Linked DNA regions of Homo sapiens: regions 1 and 2 are each linked to region 3. A link is an interaction called in ENCODE POLR2A ChIA-PET data of the cell type or tissue named here. Cell type or tissue: MCF 10A. All regions are shown on one strand. Links, peaks and the distances in the headings refer to the core of each region. The heading gives the core; the rest is flanking DNA. Region 1 holds the start of LINC01836 (long intergenic non-protein coding RNA 1836). Region 2 overlaps ABHD17A (abhydrolase domain containing 17A, depalmitoylase). Region 3 holds the start of MBD3 (methyl-CpG binding domain protein 3).

Evidence for each region. Peaks named below come from ENCODE experiments on the same cell type or tissue, not always from the same donor. Only the 100,000 strongest peaks of a DNase experiment are listed, where the experiment ranks them.
Region 1: POLR2A ChIA-PET joins it to region 3 with 5 read pairs; 2 of 35 experiments call an interaction of 5 or more read pairs at or near these places.
Region 2: POLR2A ChIA-PET joins it to region 3 with 5 read pairs; 5 of 35 experiments call an interaction of 5 or more read pairs at or near these places.

What each region holds. Positions count from the first base shown.
Region 1 is chr19:781,583-788,119 of GRCh38, forward strand. It overlaps LINC01836 (long intergenic non-protein coding RNA 1836), which reads left to right and starts at 1,214. Exons shown (of 2, transcript XR_001753829.3): 1 at 1,214-1,748; 2 at 3,233-4,121. It overlaps LOC101928450 (a long non-coding RNA gene), which reads right to left and starts at 1,026. Exons shown (of 2, transcript NR_187752.1): 1 at 622-1,026. RefSeq lists enhancers at 767-1,340, 5,594-6,164, 6,165-6,537. In MCF 10A, for the core only: no CTCF peak of the experiment used is centred there; a DNase peak (open chromatin) is centred at 1,109.
Region 2 is chr19:1,872,849-1,879,385 of GRCh38, forward strand. ABHD17A (abhydrolase domain containing 17A, depalmitoylase) reads right to left here. Exons shown (of 5, transcript NM_001130111.2): 4 at 4,660-4,839; 5 at 3,962-4,577. The coding sequence ends at 4,352. It also overlaps a transcript of KLF16 not described here. Among named protein-coding and RNA genes, the nearest start is that of ABHD17A, 9.4 kb to the right of the region's middle. RefSeq lists enhancers at 694-1,409, 2,598-3,298, 3,299-3,998, 3,511-3,560, 3,999-4,699 and silencers at 3,021-3,270, 3,651-3,792. In MCF 10A, for the core only: no CTCF peak of the experiment used is centred there; a DNase peak (open chromatin) is centred at 3,383.
Region 3 is chr19:1,589,954-1,596,420 of GRCh38, forward strand. It overlaps MBD3 (methyl-CpG binding domain protein 3), which reads right to left and starts at 2,912. Exons shown (of 7, transcript NM_001281453.2): 1 at 2,569-2,912. The coding sequence starts at 2,678. RefSeq lists enhancers at 936-1,925, 3,303-3,352 and silencers at 2,163-2,262, 2,403-2,702, 2,863-2,912, 2,983-3,052. In MCF 10A, for the core only: a CTCF peak has its summit at 863; DNase peaks (open chromatin) are centred at 2,438 and 3,028.

The sequences.
Region 1 (6,537 bases), core at 955-5,954, 810 kb before region 3:
CAAAAAAAAAAATTAGCTGGGCGTGGTGGCAGGCGCCTGTGGTCCCAGCTACTCAGGAGGCTGAGGCAGGAGAATGGCCTGAACCCGAGAGGCGGAGTTTGCAGTGAGCTGAGATCACGCCACTGCACTCCAGCCTGGGCGAAAGAGTGAAACTCCGTCTCAAAAAATAAAAAGAAAAGAAAAGAAAAGAAAAGAAAATTAGGCCGGTGTGGTGGCACACACCTGTAGTCCCAGCTGCTCGGGAGGCTGAGGCAAGAGAATCGCTTGAACCCGGGAGGCGAGGGTTGCAGTGAGCCGAGATCGCGCCACTGCAAGACTCCGTCTCAGAAAAACAAAGTCGCACAGGAGAGTCACGTCCACCCCCTGGGCCACCGGACAGTCGCCACAGACCAGGCAGCTGAATCCCCGCTCTACAGACAACCCCATCAAGGCTGGGGCAGTGAGACGCTCTGAAGGCCACAGGCCCCCAGGATCCCACCCCGTCCGTCTCTCCCTCCCTGCTGTCCCTCTGTGAGCCACACCCTGCGGCTGTCAGCGGCAGTGATGGGGGCTGCAGGGGCTGGGGACAGAGGGGGATGAGTTTCCAGCCAGGCGGCCTGGGAGGGTAGCTTTAATCCCCACCTCGGTTTTGTCTTAGAAGCAGTTGCATGGCTGTGCTCCAGGCCGTCCAGGGTTCAGGCTGAGCCACCGTCTAGGTCTAGACGTCAGTGTCCATCAGGACCTGGCGTGCCCTGCAAGCAGACATGTGCTCCTTCGACCTCCGTCAACCCTGGAGATGAAGCAGGGAAGGGGCCCTGGCTGGAGGCTTGGACATCCATCCGGAGGGGCGGAGTGGCCTCGAGGCGGTGTGTGAGTCCCCGGGGAAGATGCAGGGGACGCTGGGTGGCCGGTGGCACGAGTGAGGCTCGGGGTCCCGCAGCCCCCCGTGGTGTGGGTGCCTGAGTTGGGGGGTCCTCGAGGAGGACAAGGGAGGGAACTGAAGGGGGCCAGGACACCCGGTAGCTTGGCTGCCGGGGGCTCTGTGATATGCTAAGTCCCTCCTGCTCACCACTAAACCCAAGAGGAAAAGGAATTCCTGGCAGAGTCCAATTTAAAGTCAACAAACAAACAATGTGGGAAGGAGAGAAGGAATCCCAGGAATGTGGGCGAGGTCCTCCTCCCGCCGGGGCCACCCTGGACCCGGCGAGAAATCGAAGGTCCCCCAAGGACCCACGTCCAGGAGCCAACAGCCTCTCTGTGCAAACCAGACAACCCTGCAGGAACTGTGCTTGAAGAAACCGTGGAAACTGCCCCCAACCCTCCCGTCTCTATTTCTTTCTCTGTTTTATTATCTCATTCTTGGCTGTGAGGTAAACAGGAGAAAATGAGAAGGTGGTTCTGGAGGACCCGACCGAATTTGCTTTCGTGACAGGGTCAAGCGCCCTTTCCTCGCCGGCCGCAGCCCTCACCAAAGGGGATTTGGGGGCCTCCGGACAGGGGTCCTGAAGGTTTTGAATTGTTCAATCTCTGGGGGTACAGGAACCCCTGCAGGAGGTTTCAAAGGCAAGAGTTTCGCAGAGAGAAAAAAACCATGAACTTTGCAGGTTGGTGGCGGAATCTGGTGATTTAAGAAAACGTGTTTAAGCCTCGGCCGGGCCGCGCCTGGGCTGTCTGCGGTGCTCTTCCGGAATTCTCTACAATATCTGGAAGTGACCAAGAAAATTCCAGAACCCGGAGGCTGCGCCGTGGAGATAAACATGGGCACCTGGGTATGTTTGTTTTTATTGTTAGGACCTATTTTATCACAAGCAAAAAAAAGGAAGCTGCCCAGAAATCCAGGGGTGATGGATAGAAGGCGATGGGGCCTGCAGTGGCCCAACGGATTCTAGAATTTTCCTCTAGGAAGATGCCCGGGAATTTTAACCCTGTTGGCTCGACCCAGAAGCTCGGGGTGGCAGGGAAAGGATCACTGTGGCCTTCCTTCCTTCCTTCCTTCCTTCCTGGAATTTCGCTCTGTTGCCCAGGCTGGAGCGCAGTGACGTAATCATAGTTTGCTGCGGCCCTGACCCCAATGGCACAAATGAGCCTCCTGCCTCAATCTCCTAAGTAGCTGGGACTACAGGCATATGCCACTACGCCCGGCTAAATTTTTTTTTTTTTTTTTTTTGAGACAGAGTTTCCCTCTTGTCGCCCAGGCTGGAGTGCAGTGTCGCAACTTCGGCTCACCACAACCTCCGCCTCCCAGGTGGAAGCGATTCTCCTGCCTCAGCCTCCCAAGTAGCTGGGATTACAGGCATGAGCCACCACGTCTGGCTAATTTTTGCATTTTTAGTAGAGACGGGGTTTCGCCATGTTAGCCAGGCTGGTCTCGAACTCCTGACCTTGTGATCCACCCACCTCGGCCTCCCAAAGTGCTGGGATTACAGGCGTGAGCCACTGCGCCCGGCCCATTGTTTATTTATTTATTTTTGTAGAGACAGGGTCTCGCTGTGTCACCCAGGCTGGAGTGCAGTGGCAAGATCACATCCCACTGCAGCCTCGACCTCCTGGGCTCAAGTGATCCTCCTGCCTCAGCCTCCTGAGTAGCTGGGACCACAGGCATACGCCAGCACGCCCAGCTAATTAAAAAAAAAAAAAAAAAACTTTAGCAGCCAGGCACGGTGGCTCACTCTTGTAATCCCAGCAATTTGGGAAGCTGAGGCGGACAGATCACTAGAGGTCAGGAGTTTGAGACTATCCCTGTCTCTACTAAAAATACAAAAATTAGCCAGGTGTGGTGGCGCACATGTAATCCCAGCTACTCCGGAGGCTGAGGCAGGACAATCACTTGAACCCGGGAAGCAGAGGTTGCAGTGAGGTGAGATCGTGCCCCTGGGCGACAGAGGGAGAATCCATCTCAAAAAAAAAAAAAAAAAATTTCCGGATGGGGTCTCGCCACGTTGCCCAGGCTGGTCTTGAACTCCTGAGCTCAAGTGATTCTCTCACCTCGACATCCCAGGTTGGTGGATTACAGGCGTGAGCCACAGTGCCTGGCCCTGGCTTTTCTTCTTGTTTGTCAGGCTCTGCTGTTGTGATAGGAAGGCTTGAGGACTTCAAAGGGGCGGCTGGTGTGCGGGGTTGGGGACGATGGCAGGGACAGGAGGGAGGTGCTGTTGGCATGTGTGGAATGTGGCATTGGCGCTGGATGGACGGGTCTGTGTGCGCTGACTGCGTGTCCGATGCCAGGGCCTGTGTTCCCCCTGCACGTCCCCAGGAAGGAACTGCTGGACCAGCAGAATGAGGGGCCAACGCCAGGGGCAGCACTGCCCGGCCACAGAGGACTGTGGCCCCACAGATGACACCCTCAGCTACCAGCTCCTGCATCTGGAAGATGACCAGGAGGAGGAAGGACGGTCTGCAAGTGTTCAAAGTGATGTTTCCAGGCCGGGCGCGCTTGTAATACCAGCATTTGGGAGGCTGAGGCAGGCGGATCACCTGAGGTCGGGAGTTCGAGACCAGCCTGACCAACGTGGAGAAACCCCGTCTCTACTAAAAATACAAAATTAGCCAGGCGTGGTGGCGCAGCTACTCGGGAGGCTGAGGCAGGAGAATCGCTTGAACCCGGGAGGCGGAGGTTGCGGTGAGCTGAGATTGTGCCATTGCACTCCAGCCTGGGCAACAAGAGTGAAACTCCGTCTGAAAAAAAAAAAACCTCTATAACATCCAAAATACTAACCACTTGTTACCTCTAGATTGTTTGGGGATGTTAGATTTCTCCTTTGTTGCCAGCTCTTTTATTTTTATTTATTTATTTATTATTATTATTATTATTATTATTATTATTATTATTTTGAGATGGAGTCTTGTTCTGTTGCCCAGGATGGAGTGCAGTGGTGTGATCTCGGCTCACTGCAACCTCCGCCTCCTGGGTTTGAGCAATTCTCCTGCCTCAGCCTCCCGAGTAGCTGGGACTACACGCGTGTGCCACCACGCCAGGCTAATTTTTGTATTTTTAGTAGAGACGGGGTTTTGCCATGTTGGCCAGGATGGTCAGGAACTCCCCAACTCTTATTTTTAAATGTTGGGCCACACAAGTCTGGGAAATGTTAGTTTTCAAACACATCAGGGAATAAATGGATACAAAAGTCTTGAGGACCACTTAAGAAATGAACAATAGCAGATGTGTAACAGTTATACTACGCTGCTACCTTGTAAAACATTTTAGAAACATCTGTTTCCAGCCGGGCCTGGTGGCTCACGCCTGTGATACCAGCACTTTGGGAGGCTGAGGTGGGCAGATCATGAGGTCAGGAGTTCGAGACCAGCCTGGCCAACCTAGTGAACCCTCATCTCTACTAAAACTACAAAAAATTAGCCAGGTGTGGTGGCGGGCGCCTGTAATCCCAGCTACTTGGGAGGCTGAGGCAGGAGAATCGCTTGAACCTGGGAGGCGGAGGTTGCAGTGAGCCAAGATTGCACCACTGCTCTCCAGCCTGGCAACAAAGGAAGACTCCATCTCAAAAAAAAAAAAGAATAAAAAGAATACAAAAAGAAAAAAAAAACATCTGTATCATCCTTGTAGATTCTGGGGTTTGGAAACAGGCTTTGAAAAAAGTCCTGAAACAGGCCGGGCGCCGTGGCTCACACCTGTAATCCCAGCACTTCTGGAGGCCGAGGCGGGCGGATCATGAGGTCAGGAGATCGAGACCATCCTGGCTAACACGGTGAAACCCCGTCTCTACTAAAAATACAAAAAAATTAGCCGGGCGTGGTGGTGGGCACCTGTAGTCCCAGCTACTCGGGAGGCTGAGGCAGGAGAATGGCCTGAACCTGGGAGGTGGAGCTTGCAGTGAGCCGAGATCGCGCCACTGCACTCCAGCCTGGGCGACAGAGCGAGACTCTGTCTCAGAAAAGAAAAGAAAAGAAGAGAAGAGAAGAAAAGAAAAAATCCTGAAGCAAATGGAGCAAATTTTGAACAGCTTGAATACCTGAGACAGGCCAGGGGTGCGGGGCAGGCTCATTTTATATTCTTCACGGTTGTGTGAATTTCTTGCAATTATATGTAGCAATTTTTTCACCAGGATTTAGTATATTAGCATGTTTCGGGCTGGGCACGGTGGCTCACGCCTGTAATCCCAACACTTTGGGAGGCCGAGGCAGGTGGATCACTAGGTCAGGAGTTTGAGACCATCCTGGCCAACATGGAGACACCTCATCTCTACTAAAAATACAAAAATTATCTGGGCGTGGCGGTGGGCGCCTGTAATCCCAGCTACTTGTGAGGCTGAAGCAGGAGAATCGCTTGAACTCGGGAAGCGGAGGTTGCAGTGAGCTGAAATCGCACCACTGCACTCCAGCCTGGGCAACAGGGCGAGATTCCGTCTCAAAAAAAAAAGAAGCATGTTTCCTAGCAAGCCAATTCAGAATAAAAAGAAAACAAAGGAGAAAATATAATCCCAATAAAATATATTGAAATAAATATGTACACACATATATATATGTGAGTTTATGCTTTGTTTTGTTTTGTTTTCTGGAAGACGGAGTCTCGCTCTGTCACCCAGACTGGAGTGCAATGGCGTGATCTCAGCTCACTGCAACCTCTGCCTCCCTGGTTCAAGGGATTCTCTTGCCTCAGCCTCCCGAGTAGCTGGCATTATAGGTACCACCACGCCCGGCTAATTTTTGTATTTTTAGTAGAGACGGGGTTTCACCATGTTGTCCAGGCTGGTCTCAAACTCCTGACCTCAAGTGATCCTCCCGCCTCTGCTATTTATTTATTCTGGGTTTTTTTTATTCTTTTTTGTTGTTGTTTTCATTTTATCTTTCTTTTCCTATTTATTTAGAGACAGGGTTTCGCCATGTTGCCCAGGCTGGTCTGAACTCCCGGACTCAAGCCATCTGCCCATGCCGGCCTCCCAGTGTGCTGGGATTACAGGAGGAAGCCACTGTGACCAGCCTGAAAGTGTTCATTTTTAAATTTTTAATAGAGATGGGGTCTCACTATGTCACCCAGGCTGGTCCGAAACTCCTGGGCTCAAACCATCCGCCCACCTCGGCCTCCCAAAGTGCTGGGATCACAGGTGGGAGCCACGCGCCCGGCCCCAAAGCCCTCCTTGCACAAGCACCTGAGCCGCCATGGCCCACAGGCCCATCAAAACCAGAGCAAACTGGTACCTGTGATACAGCCTCCACTCCAGCCCCAGGGCCCAGCCCCAGGCCACCCGAGCCGGCTGTGGGTGACCTGAGACCAAGTGTCGTTTCCTGCTATAAACTATTGATGCCTGAGCAGTCACCTCCAGGAGCTCCGGGCTTGGCTACGGTGTCCTGGGTTCCCTGTAATGAAGCCCGGGGCAGCTGCGGCCTGGAGGGCGTCTGCTCCGCCTCCATCCTGGGCCCGCCTGGGGCTCTTTTCCTTCTAGGCCTGGTTCCCTCCAAAATTAGCTTCCTATCGGGATCCCACATCCCCTCACAATGGAGGCCTGACCTCTGGGGAGACACAATGTCAGGGTCACTGTGAGGTTTTTATTTATGTACTTTTATTTTTATTTATTTGATACCGAGTCTCACTGTGTTGTCCAG
Region 2 (6,537 bases), core at 649-5,648, 280 kb after region 3:
GGGAGGGAAGTGGGACCAGGGGCTTGTGCTGGCCCCTGGGCCGCTCTGATACCAGTTGGGCGCCCACTGGATGGACTCCCAGTTAACAAGGCGGCCCTGCACTCCCACCTTGATCCTGACACCCGGACTCAGAGGTGGACAGGCAGGTGCCTGCCATAGGGGAGGAAAGAGGAGGCGCCTGCTCCCAGAGGCCCCACCTCAGGTCACGGCCACCACAGGCCAAGAGGACAGAATCACAGCCAAGCAGGGATGGTCTCCATCCTCTTCCAGAACCCCAGAGGGCCCTCAGGTCATGCAGAACAGAGCCAGCCGGGTGGGTCCCACCAGCTTGGCATTAATGGGACGACGGATGAATGCAGCCACAGCGTCATAAGAGCTTGGTCAGCCGCCCACACACACATGCTGGGACCCCACGAATGCCAGTCGGGGCTGACAGGCCACTGGTCCCCTGGGGAGCAGCTGGAGGGTGCACAGCCCTGGGCACCGCCCCAGACCTGACCCACTGGAAGGGCCTAGCCCACATCTCAGGCAAGCCTCTGCCACACCCACAGCCATGCTCCAGCCACTGGCCCTGGGGAGGGTCTGCCCTCCCCCCGGGCTCCGGGTACCAGAGTGGGCCTAGGCCATAGGGTCACCTGGCTGGTGTCTGTCCCGTCACCCAGGGCCCCGTGCTGGGGTGTACCAGGAGCAGGTGACACAGGGTGGACCAGAGACTCAGCCCCCAGGCGCCCTACCCGGGAGAACGCTGTTGCAGGGCTTGAACAAGTGTGTCCTGGAAAATCCACAAAATGGAGAACGGGAAGTTGGCCCTACTCCCAGGTGGCCTGGCCCCGGGCCATACCAAGTGGGAGGTGGGGAGAGCGCGCGTCCTGGAATAGAGTGCTGGCCTCCCCTGTCGCCACCCCTGCGGGGTCCTCCCGGGTCCCAAGAGCAGGGGGTGGTGGGGAGAGGCCGAGGGTGGAAGTTGGCCTGACAGCCTGGAGCCTGAAGGCCCGGACTCGGTTTACCCCATGTGAGAGGGACAGGCAGAGGGAACACAGTGTACGCTGAAGGCGTCTGGGAGCCCTGCCGAAGCCTCGGTGCTGAGTTCGCAGCAGCTTGAGAATGGGGCTGCCTGAAACCAAGGCCAGCATCGCGCACCGTGAATATCCACAGCCCGCAGGGAGGGAGGGGCGGCCCCAAATACTTCGATTTCCAAAATCCTCTTCATCACAGTGTCTTGTGGAACTAGTACCACATGGATCAGATGAAGTCGTCAACTATTTTAAGATGAGAATTTTATCTCAGTTTGATCTGTAAATCTAAGAATCTAAGCAATCTCAATGTTTTCAAAGAAGATCACGGTGGGAGAACCAGATAAACTTGCCTGCTGTTCAGGAGAAAAAAGAAACGTGCAAAATAATGCAAGGAGGAGGGGCCTCCGGACATGAGGTCAGGAAGACAATGGGGTTCTGGAAAACTGGGATAAGAGTCTAGGGACAGACCCAAATCTACTTGCCATAAAGACAGCACTTCAGTGGGGAAAAGAATGCTTTTTTGGGAAATAAAGTTGGGACAATTTGTGGAAAAAAAGTTTTGCTTCCTACCTTACTCCTTACCAGGAATACTTTCTAAAATTAGACATAAGCATTTAAATATATGGGGAAAAAAAAACCCCACTACATTTCTAGAAGAAAATCTCAAATGTTTTATGATCTTACAGCGGAGAAGATATTCCTGAGATGACACAAAAATGCAGGAGCCGTAAAGAGAAAAAAACTAATGACCAGTAACAATTTTAGATGCTTAGCTTAAAGAAAAAAATACAAACAAAGTCAAAGACTAATGACAGATAGAAAAAAGAAACACTTCCGGGTCAGCCGAGAAATGGTATTCAGCAATAAATGTGTCAGAGTCCCAAAAAAAAAAAAAAAAAAAAAAAAAAAAAAACACTTCTACTAGACAGAAAGCGAATTTTCTTAATCTGTAAAGTGCACCTAGAAACCACCACCATCCACCCAACAGAAAAATGAGCCAAGAAGATAAAATACAAATGGCTTTTAAATAGTCAAACGTTTATAATAAACATATTTTCCAATCTCGAAACGACTGTCAGTGGTAACAATGATCAACGTAACATAGATGTAACAGGAACATCACGACGTTCGACTATACTTACAGGAAACACAAGCTACAGTGAAATACTATCTCACGCCTACCAGGTCTGCAAAATCCAGCTTGGGCAAGGGTGTCGCCGGCCCCCTCTTATGCTGGTGGGGGAGGGCGATTTGGTACCACCCCTTTAGGGGCCTAAATACAGCCCTCGCACTTCTGCACCAAGGAATTTAACCTAAGAAAATAGTCCGACTTGGGCAAAAAACGGTTTGTACAAGCAATAGTCAAGCTAGCATTGTTCGTTATAAAAGACAGCAAAAACCCTAAATTTCTACAGGAAAGGGGATAAAGTCTGGTGCTATAAAACTCCGTTTCCGGAGGAATCCCACCTGTATCTGAATGCATGGGGCGCTCTCCGAGCTACGTTAAGTATAAGAGCCCCAAGTAAAGTAACTGACCTTTTGCAGAAACGCACGTAGATGTTCCTGCATAGACTTTCTTTGCAGACCCGTAAGAAACGGGTTTCCCTCTGCCCCAGGGGAGAACTGGGCCTTGGAGGTTAGGACTGGGAAAAACACATCAAGTCTTCACCAAATACCCTTTCAGGCTCCTTGAATTTTCTACTCTGTGCACCTGAACACACTTTTGTTCTCTTGCAAGCAGTTGCTTTGCACTGGAGGCAATGAAGACACGGCGGAGTCCCAGCTCGCAGGGAGCTCAGGTTCTGACGGCGTCAGAGGACAACACGCTCTGGACCAGCGCAGCGCCCAAGGGTCAGCGGCAGCAGCGAGCAGGGGGCACGGGATGCGGGGAGGCTCTTCGGGAGGCATGAAAGGCAGACGTGTTCCGAAACGTGAGCCGCGCTGAGGGGCACGGCGCACGACCGGGGACAGAAGGAAGACACTGCGGTCGCAAAGCCCTGGCCGTGCAAAGGCCCCGTGGTCAGCCAGGAGCCCAGGCGTCCCCTGCTCTAGCGAGGTTTCCTTCCGAACGTCCCGTAGCACCGCTTACCATGGAACGGCGGGCGCTGCCTCGCAGCCCCGACCCCGCGGCGGCCCCCACGGGCCTACGAGGAACTCGAGGCCGAGGGAAGGAGTGAGAGCGGCCGGAAAGGGGCAGGGCCGAGCCGGACCGGTACCTGGCTGGGTCCCAGCGGCCGCCACTTACCACCGAGGCCGCCTCTTCGTCCACAGCCTGACGCCAGCCACCGCCGCCGCCGTCTCCACTGCCGCACGCACGCCGCCACTTCCGCTTCCGTCCGTGCTGCGGCCCCGCACGTGACGCAGCGCCTTCTCGCGCCCAGACTGAAGCACCGCCCCCCCTTAAAGGGGCCGCGGACTAGAGCTAGCTGGATGCAGCTTGGGATCCCGGCCTCGCCACCGCCTGGTCGCGCGACACAGGCTGAACCCTGCCCAACCCTAAGGTGGACAACAGGCCACCGGTTCCCGAGTCCTCCCGGTCCTAAGCCTTCTGCCCTAGAGATCGTAGGAACTCTTCTCGTGATCCCAGCTCCAGTGTCGGCTCCCTCTTCCAGGGGAGACCCTCGGGGCCCAAGCACCTGCCACCGCCCTCTGCTGGACCCCAGCTTCGCCATCTACGAAGGAAGCGGCCTGTCCGAGCTCTGAGGTCCGTCAAGCGCGGCACCTCAGGACCCAGAGTGCGCTGTCCTGGCCCCTCTGCAGTAGGACTGACGGGAAGCTGTCGAGGGGGCAGTCCCGCGATGGCAGCAGGGCCCCCACGCCTGGCGTCCTCATCGCGCCCACCCAGCAGGGCTCACCAGCCTCCCTAGGAAGCAGGCAGGGGTCCTGGGCTCAAACGCTGCCCCACCCATCATCGCCCAGGCAACCAGCTCCCTAAGGGCTCCCCGGACTAGACAGAGACCCACCCCACTTCCGCAGAGTAAAACCTATAAGGGGGTCCGTGCCGATCTCTCCTAGGGACTCAGGGACGAAACCTGGGAACCCCGGCCCCCTTTCGAGCTCGCTGAGCGCTCGAGAGAGTGAGCAGAGCCATGAAAGGAAGGAGAGCAGCCCTAAAATTTTAAATCTTTAATTTCCGTTTTCACGTATTTTCTTCTTGCTTCCAAAAGGAAAGGAGTGCGTAGCTCTGTTGCCTGTACATCGTCCACAGCCCCTGGGTCGGGGCGGGGTCCCCTGGGCCGCCCGGGGGGTCCACATGCAGCCCCTGGGTGGGGGCCGGCGCGGGGTGAGGTCCGGGGGCCGCCTTATTGCTGAGGTCCGGCCGGTTGGGGCCGCCGCTAGGCGCGCTGGCTGGGCAGCTCCTGGGAGATGAAGCGACGCAGGCGCTCCAGGTACTGGCTGTAGAGCTCGATGTCGTTGTGCCCGGCGCCCTCCACCCACAGCGGCTCCACCGCCTTGGGGCAGCGCTCGTAGAGCGCCAGCCCGTGCGAGAAGTCGATCACCTCGTCCTCCGTGCCGTGGATGATGAGCACGGGAGACGTGATCTTGGACACCTTCTCGATGCTGCGGGAGGGTCGTGGAGCCGGTGAGACTTCGCGCCCGGCCCGGGCCCCGCCCCGCCCCCGTCCCCGCCCGGGCCGCTCACTTAGGGAAGGCGTCGAAGCAGTAGGTCTTCTTGGTGTCGGGGAAGGCGACGCGCATGCCCGAGGTGAGCGGCGAGTGCAGCACCACCGCGGCACACTCGTAGCGCGAGGCCAGGTCCACGGTGGGCACCGTGCCGATGCTCTGCCCGTACAGGATGATGCTGTCCGGGCTGATGCCGTACCTGGCGGCGCCGGAGCAGGGTCAGCCGCGGCCTCCGACGCGCGCGCACCCTTCCCACCAGCGGGCGTCCCCGGGCCCAGCTCCGGATGCGACCCTCCAGTCTCCCCACTCAGCCAAGTCAGTGGGTCAGGCTCAGGCTCCACACCAGTCCCGAGGGCCACCCCCAGCCCCCAACACCGTGGCGGTGGGCGAAGCCAGCGGCCCCGCCCCGTTCCCTGCGCTGCCGTTCACTGGCGTTTCCTAGCTAGGATCTGCAGGGATCCTGCCTACGGAGTGCCCCTGGGGCGGGGGTAAGGGAGGCCCTGGCGCCTCTCCTCCTCCTGGTCACCCCTAGGTGCACACTGGGAACTGTGTGGCCCCCACATCCTGAATGCTTCACACCTTCCTGCCAGGGTTAGAAAACCGTTCCTGGTGCACTGGCCAGGACAGCGGACACTATTCCTCCCTGCAGCCCTTGCCCACCCCCTTGGCCATGAGGAATTCAGGCAGCTGTGTCCCCAAATGTCTCCACCCAATTTTGGACTCTCGGAGTCCCCACGCCCAATGAGATGCCAGTGCAACCCAGGTCAGCATCGAGGGTGGTGGCTGCGGAGGTGGCACCCCCTCCCACCAGCACCTTCCCTTGGGAGTGGACAAGTCCTCGGCCACCTCAGCACCACCAGCTCCCACCCAGGGGCACCCTCACCCCCAGGTCATTGGTGTGCGGCCCCTGACCCAGCTGATCCAGCACCAGTTACAAGGCCTCCTCGTGCCCAGTCCCAAGCACACGGGACCCACCTGCCACCCTGCCCATGCCGGGACCCCACAACTCTCCTCCCACACGCTCTAGGCTCTGATCCCAGGCAGACGCCCTCTTGCAAGGCAGGAGCATGGGCAGGTGTGCGTCCCCTCTGCCTGGCATCTCCACCAGCAGGGCTGTCCCCGTCCCTGGCCTGGAATCCCAGCCTCCTGGCAGCACTCCACAGCTCGCCACTCACCCATGCCCCAAAGGATGCTGCCTGGCTGGTGCCTGTGGCTCCAGCTCTGCCTCGGCCTCCCTGGCCTGCTCCCTGGCAGCCATGGTCAGTAGTGTGCTGAGCCAGCCCAGCCCTGCCACCTGCTACAGGCAGGAGCCCCGAGCTGCCACCTGGATGTCACCACTCAAACGAACAGGACACATCCCCGGTGGAGGCCCTGGGCACGCTCTGGCCTCCCCCTCACAGCTCTGGGCCTAGGTTCCTGCAGGACAAAGTGGCAGCAGGACAGATGGCCGAGCAGACAGAGCTCAGAGCTGGCCATGGCAGGTGTGACTCTGCCAGTGGCCCAGGCAGTAGAGACAGGAGGGGCCGAGGAAGTCGCATGAAGTGGTGATTGGTGTCAGCGTCCCACACTGCTGGGAGGCCCCCAGAGCCAGGGTGGTGCCAGGGGACCAGCTCCCAGGCCCACTGCAGGGACTGCCTGCATATCACCAAGGCAACGACGACCCCACCTCCCTAGGGCCTCTGACTTCTCAGAGCTGTGCCTGGTCCCTGTGGGAGCAGGTCAGACCAGTGGGCTGGGCAGGGCCAGGACGAGACAGGCCCAGTGGATGGTGAGCAGGAAAAGCCACCAGAGGCCCACCCGGGTCTCCTCGTCCAAAGCAGCACTGGCCCGGGCGGTGCTCAAACACCGGTGAAGGGCCCAGGCAAGCGCAGGGCTGGGGACGTGGATGACTAGGAGG
Region 3 (6,467 bases), core at 1-5,000:
TGATGAGAATGTTCTGGAATTAGATAGCGGTGATGGTTGCACAACTTTGTCAATGTACTAAAAACCACTGGGGGCCGGGTGTGGTGGCTCAGGCCTGTAATCCCAGCACTTTGGGAGGCTGAGGTGCTGGGGTCAGGAGTTCGAGACCAGTCTGGCCAACATGGCGAAACCCCTTCTCTACTAAAAATACAAAAATTAGCCGGGCATGGTGGCAGACGCCTGTAATCCCAGCTACTCGGGAGGCTGAGGCAGAAGAATCGCTTGAACCCGGGAGGTGGAGGTTGCAGTGGGCTGGGATTGCGTCACTGCACTGTGGCCTGGGCCAAGAGTGAAACTCCATCTCCAAAAAAAAACCCCACTGAATTGTACATTTCTAAAAAGTGGCTTTGGCCAGGCAGTGGCTCATGCCTGTAATCCCAGCACTTTGGGAGGCTGAGGCGGGTTAACTGCTTGAGTCCAGGAATTCGAGACCAGTCTAGTCTAGGCAACACAGCAAAACCCCATCTCTATAAAAATAAGCCAGGTATGGTGGCACGTGCCTGTAATTCCCACTACTTGGGAGGCTGAGCTGAGAGGGTCGCCTGAGCCTGGGAGGTCAAGAATGCGTAAGCCGTGATTGTACCACTGCACTCCAGCCTGGGTGAGACCCTGTCTCAAAGAAAAAAAACAAAAAAGGTAGCTTTTGTGGAATGTGAATTATATCTCAATTTTAAATAAAGGTTATGCCCATCTATTGACACAAAATGATGTCCCTGAGATTTTATTCAATGAAAAAAGAACAGCCTTGATAAAACCACACGTATAGAAAAAAGTGGGCAACATGGCCTGAACTCTCCCCAGGCACCCCCAACAGAAAACGCAGTCTGGGAGCCTGCAGCCTCAGATGAAGGGCTGGGTTGAGGCCCCAGACCTGCAGAGGGCGGCTCTGGGCTGCCTGGCTTCACCCTCTGCAGAGAAACCTGAAATCTCTAGCCTGTAGAGGAGCTTCTCCCTGCTTTTCTCCACTGCTAGACCCTCATGCTCAGGGCCAGGGCCCAGAGTGGGAATGAGAGAGGTGGGGTGATGACAGCCTCAGGATACTCCGCTCAAGCTGGCCTTGGTTCTAGCTCCCAAGCTGCAGCCACCTCTTAGGGGGTTCCTGCTGCCTGGACGCCTCTCCCTGTCACTCAATGTCACGTCCTCAGAGAAGCCCTCCCTGACCCCAGTCTCATTCAGGCCCCGTCATCTGCCCTCCCAGATTTCAGCATGTGTCACTGCAGATCTCAGGACGTGTACAGGGTTCCAGCTCATAAGGGTACACATTTGGGGACCAAGTTTCCCCTCTCTTGCTGTCCTCCAACTTTCCAGGAACCAGTCCCTGAGCTCCTCCTGCAGGACGAGGCCCCACACATTGCTTCTGATCACAGCCATCCTTTCCCCGCTCACTTTTCTCACTTTATCTCCCCAAACCGGGACAGTCAAGAACCACAGAGGACCGAAGTGCACAGTGGACGGAGCGGTCGTTCTGCCCCTCCTTGGCTCGTGGAAACCACCCGCCCTCACCTGGGCGGTCTCCTGCCCACGACCCCGAGCTGTGGGAAAAAGGGGGACCAGCCGCACACCCCCCTTTACCCAGGTGCTCGGCACATGGCAGGCGTCCTCCGCTTTCCCCTCCTGGGGGACCTGAAGGCGCCACGGGACACTGAACCAAGGGGAGGGCGCAATCAAAGCTGGCCCAGAATCAAAAGCATCTTTCCCGAGCCAGGAAAAAAAAAAAAAAGAGGACAAACAGCAGGTGGCCGACTGTCTGGGACTTGGCTGCAGCAGGCGACTAAGTCTTTGTTCCACGGAGGGGGTTCCCTGCGACCTTTCAGAGCAGCGCCTTGTTCCAATTTGGGGACGGGGGGGTCTCTGAAAGCCTTCCACCACCAGTAACATCCACGCAAAGACTACCGTTAGGTGGGCTCGGAAAGTCGAAAGCCTCAGGTCTCCACCCTGAGGGGGCCACGACCCAAGAGGACCAGAGGCCTCGGAAGGAGTCAAGGGGAATACCTTTAAAAAAAGCAACGCTGCGTGGGAGACCAGTCACCCTGAGGCGCTTATTCCCAGGACTGGGGCGAGCCCAAGAACCCGTATTTTCACGCACGCCCTCCCCGATCCGCCCATGAGCCCTGCTCCCCGAAATCCCGGCTGGCCACCCCCTCGGGCTCCGCGCCACCCCAGGAGCGCCCCAAGAAGGCACCCCCTGCGTCTCACGGGAACCAAAGGGACAGCCCACCCTCCACCCCTGCCCCCCGGTAGCATCTGGCCGCCGCCAGGCGCCCCTGGCCCAGCGCGCACGAACAAAGGCCGCAGTCGCCGTCCGGCAGCCAGTCCCTGAACGGCCGGCCGAAAGCCATGCGGCCCAACAAGCGGCGCACGCGCACTGGGCCTCCGCGCGCCGGGCGCACACGCACGCAAGACGCACGCACGCACGCACGACGCACGCGCGGGGCCCAGGCCGCGGCCCGGGGCAGGGGCGCCGAGGCCGCCGCAGAGGCCGCTGGGAGGAGCCCGTTGAGGCCCTGCGCGGCCGGCGCGCTCATTCACCTATAGTAAAAGACATCCCTGTGGCCGGCCGACAGCCCCGACCTTCTGGGCACTTCTTCCCTCTCCCAGCCCTGCGGGAGCGCCGGGCACTCCCACCTCTTCCGCTCCATTGCGCCCGGCTCCTCGGCCCGCCGCCGGGCCCGCCGCCGCCGCCCGGACCCCCACTCGCCGCCGCCGCCTCAGCTGCCTCCGCTGCCGCTGCCGCCGCCGCCACTTGCCGCGGCTGTTCCGGCCCGCGGGCCCCCGCCCTCCGCCCCCAGCCGGGCGCGCGCCGGCTTTGCCGCCCTTTCGGCCCCCTCCCCGCGCTCGCCAGCCCCCGCTCGGGGGGCCCGCTCCGCCCACCCGCCCGCGCGGGGCCCCGCGCTGCGCAGCCGCGGCGCCATGCCCCCGCCCCTCTACGGCCCCGCCAATCAGCGCGCTGGGAGGGGGCGGGGCCTTAAGTGGCGTGCGCGCCTGCGCGCTGTGCCTTGCGAGCTGCCAGTGCCCAGCAGCTGTGCCCGGAGTCCGCGCGGCTCCTTTTACTGTGCCCTGTCTCTGCCGGCCGCCTGGTGCGCGTGCGCGGGGACATGCTTTCGGACTAGTGGGGTCCTTTCCTCCGACCTTTCTCCAGCCCAAGTCTTGGGGACTCTGGCCCAGTGACTGGACCTCGACTTCCCCGCCCTCCTGGTCTCCCAGCTTCCGAGCTTTTTACGAGCGTCCAAATCTGGGGGACTTCCCCCGTGACCACCCCTTCCACGCCCCCAAGTTCCCTCCAGTAGCTTTTTTTTTTTTGAGACGGGGTCTCTGTCACCCAGGCTGGAGTGCAGAGGCGCGATCTTGGCTCACTGTAGCCTCCGCCTCCCGGGTTCAAGTTGTTATGCCTCAGCCTCCCAAGTAGCTGGTTCCACGGACGGCTAATTTTTGTAGTTTTAGTAGAGACGGGATTTCACCATGTTGGCCAGGCTGGACTCGAACTCCTTACTTCAGGTGATCAGCCCACTTCGGCCTCCCAAAGCGCTGGGATTACAGGCGTGAGCCACTGCGCCCCGTCCAGCTGCTTTTTGAACCCTCAAAATCCAGGAATCTGAGCACCCCCCCCCAGCTCCCCGACCACCCCCTGCACCTTAGTCCAGCCACCATCTCTGGCCGGGAGAGTTCCAGGACCTTCCTGCGGAATCGCCCACCCCCTGTTGTCTCCCCTTAACCCCTTCCCCAGCCAGCCAGAGGGATCCTGAAATGGAAACGGGTGGGCTGCCCCCCATCAGTTCCCCCTGACAGCGTCGCTCCCAAGGCTAGGGCTGGGCGGGCCTGCACAGGTGTTCAAGGACTGAGTCTAGCTGCTGTGCTCCCCTGCCTCCAGCTGGAGAAACTGTCCTGGTTCTAAGGACTCTTTTGTTGACATTGGGTCCACCCGATCTGGGATGCTTTCCCATCTGAAGATCTCGTCCCATTTTCAAAGTCCCTTTAGCTGCAGGTTCCAGGGAGTAGGACAGGCACATTCATTTATTGATTGATTGACTGACTGATGGAGACAGAGTCTTGCTCTGTTGCCCAGGCTCGAGTGCAATGGCGTGATCTCGGCTCACTGCAACCTCCACCTCCCGGGTTCAAGTAATTCTCCTGCCTCAGCCTCCCAAGTAGCTGGGACTACAGGCGCCCACCACCATGCCCGGCTAATTTTTTTGAATTTTTAGAAGAGATGGGATTTGACCTTGTTGGCCAGCTGGTTTCGAACTCCTGACCTCAAGTGATCCGCCCACCTCGGCCTCCCTAAGTGCTGGGGTTCCAGGTGTGAGCCACAGCGGCCGACGGAACGGGCACATTTTCGGGATGTTGTGCTGACCACAGAAGCACTGAATAAATCAGGATGGATGGGTGGATGATGGTCGGATGCCCCGCTCACCCCACCTCGTCGTGAGGTGAGGTGAGGTGTGAGACAGCCAGCTCTGTCTCCCGAGAAGCTCAGGAGCTGGTTACTGGCCTGAGACCGAGGCCCCATGGCATTGGGCTGCCATGGAAGAATCAGTGCTCCCAAGGAGACAGGAAAGTCTATGCTGTGGACTCAAAGCCAGGCAGTTACACCCCAGAACCAGCCGTGGTACCTGACTAGGGCAGCCAGAGCAAGGCCTGCCCCCATGCAAGGGAGATGATAATTATGTTTTGAGACAGGGTTTCACTTTGTTGCCTAGGCTGGAGTGCAGTGGCGTGATCTTGGCTCACTGTAACCTCCTGAGCTCAAGCAATGTGCCTGCCTCAGCCTCCCAAAGTGCTGGGATCACAGGCGCCAGCCACCACGCCCGGCTGGGAGATTATTATTATTTTTTTAATTTAATTATTTGTGTTTTTTTTGAGACGGAGTTTCGCTCTTGTTGCTCAGGCTGGAGTGCAGCGGCGCGATCTCGGCTCACTGCAGCCTCCGCCTCCCGAGTTCAAGCGATTCTCCTGCCTCAGCCTTCCAAGTAGCTGGGATTACTTGACTAGGGCAGCCAGTGCAAGGCCTGCCCCCATGCAAGGGAGATGATTATTATGGTGGCACCCGCCACCATGCCCGGCTAATTTTGTATTTTTAGTGGAGACGGGGTTTCTCCATGTTGGTCAGGCTGGTCTCAAACTCCCGACCTCAGGTGATCCGCCTGCCTTGGCCTCCCAGAGTCCTGGGATTATAGGCGTGAGCCACCGCGCCCGGCCAAGATTATTTTTAAAATTGGGCTATGATTGTGACAATGCACTCCAGCCTGGGTGGTAGAGCGAGACCTTGTCTAAAATAAGTAAGTCAATAAAATAGTCTTTAAAATGGCCAATTCCAGGCTGGGCGCAGTGGCTGCATACCAGTGTGAATGTATTAAAGCACTGCATTGCACACCTGAAAATGGTTAATTTTATGTTATGTGAATTTCACCTCAATAACAAAAAAAGTGACCCGGGACATATCATGTGCACACAGGAGCCCATTTGGAAGGGGTCACGATGGCCAAACAGAGAGGACAACTTGAGCAACAAAATTAAAGTTTATAAAGGATTTATAGTCTGTAGAAAAAATGTCATCAAGGCCGGGTGTGGTGGCTCATGCCTGTAATCCCAGCACTTTGGGAGGCCAAGGCGGGTGGATCATGAGGTCAGGAGATAGAGACCATCCTGGCTAACACGGTGAAACCCCGTGTCTACTAAAAAATACAAAAAATTAGCTGGGCTTGGTGGCGGGCGCCTGTAGTCCCAGCTACTCGGGAGGCTGAGGCAGGAGAATCGCTTGAACCTGGGAGGCAGAGGTTGCAGTGAGCTGAGATCGCGCCACTGCACTCCAGCCTGGGCGACAGATCGAGACTCTGTCTCAAAAAAAAAAAAAAGGAAAAAGAAAAAATGTCCTCGAGTGGATGCTGGTAGAAATAAATGACTGAATAAATGGCTGATGGGACCACGAGACTGCTCCTCTTTACAGTGGAGTCCAGTGACTCACTGTGGCAACAAACACAGGACCCCATCCGCCAGTCTGGCTCCTGTCACCTCCTGGGCTGGCGAGGGCCTCAGTGCCACCATGCTGAAGTCTCTGCCTTCCCTTTCGGGACTTAAGTACCAGGACAGCAGATACAGAAATAGGCAGGGGAAGCTCACTGCTACTGGGGTCTGGTAACCTACAGATTCAGGGCTCAAGTCACACAATTTCTTTTTTGAGACAGGGTCTCACTCTGCCACCCAGTCTGGAGTGCAGTGGCACAATCACGGCTCACCACAGCCTCAAACTTCTGGGCTCCAGCAATCCTCTCACTGTGGCCTCCCAAAGTACTGGGATTACAGGTGTGGGCCACTACACTTAGCCTGCAGACAATTTTTTTTTTTAAATTTTTATATATTTTTTGAGACAGAGTCTGGCTCTGTCACCCAGACTGGAGTGCAGTGGTGCGTGAGCCACCACGCACAGACCC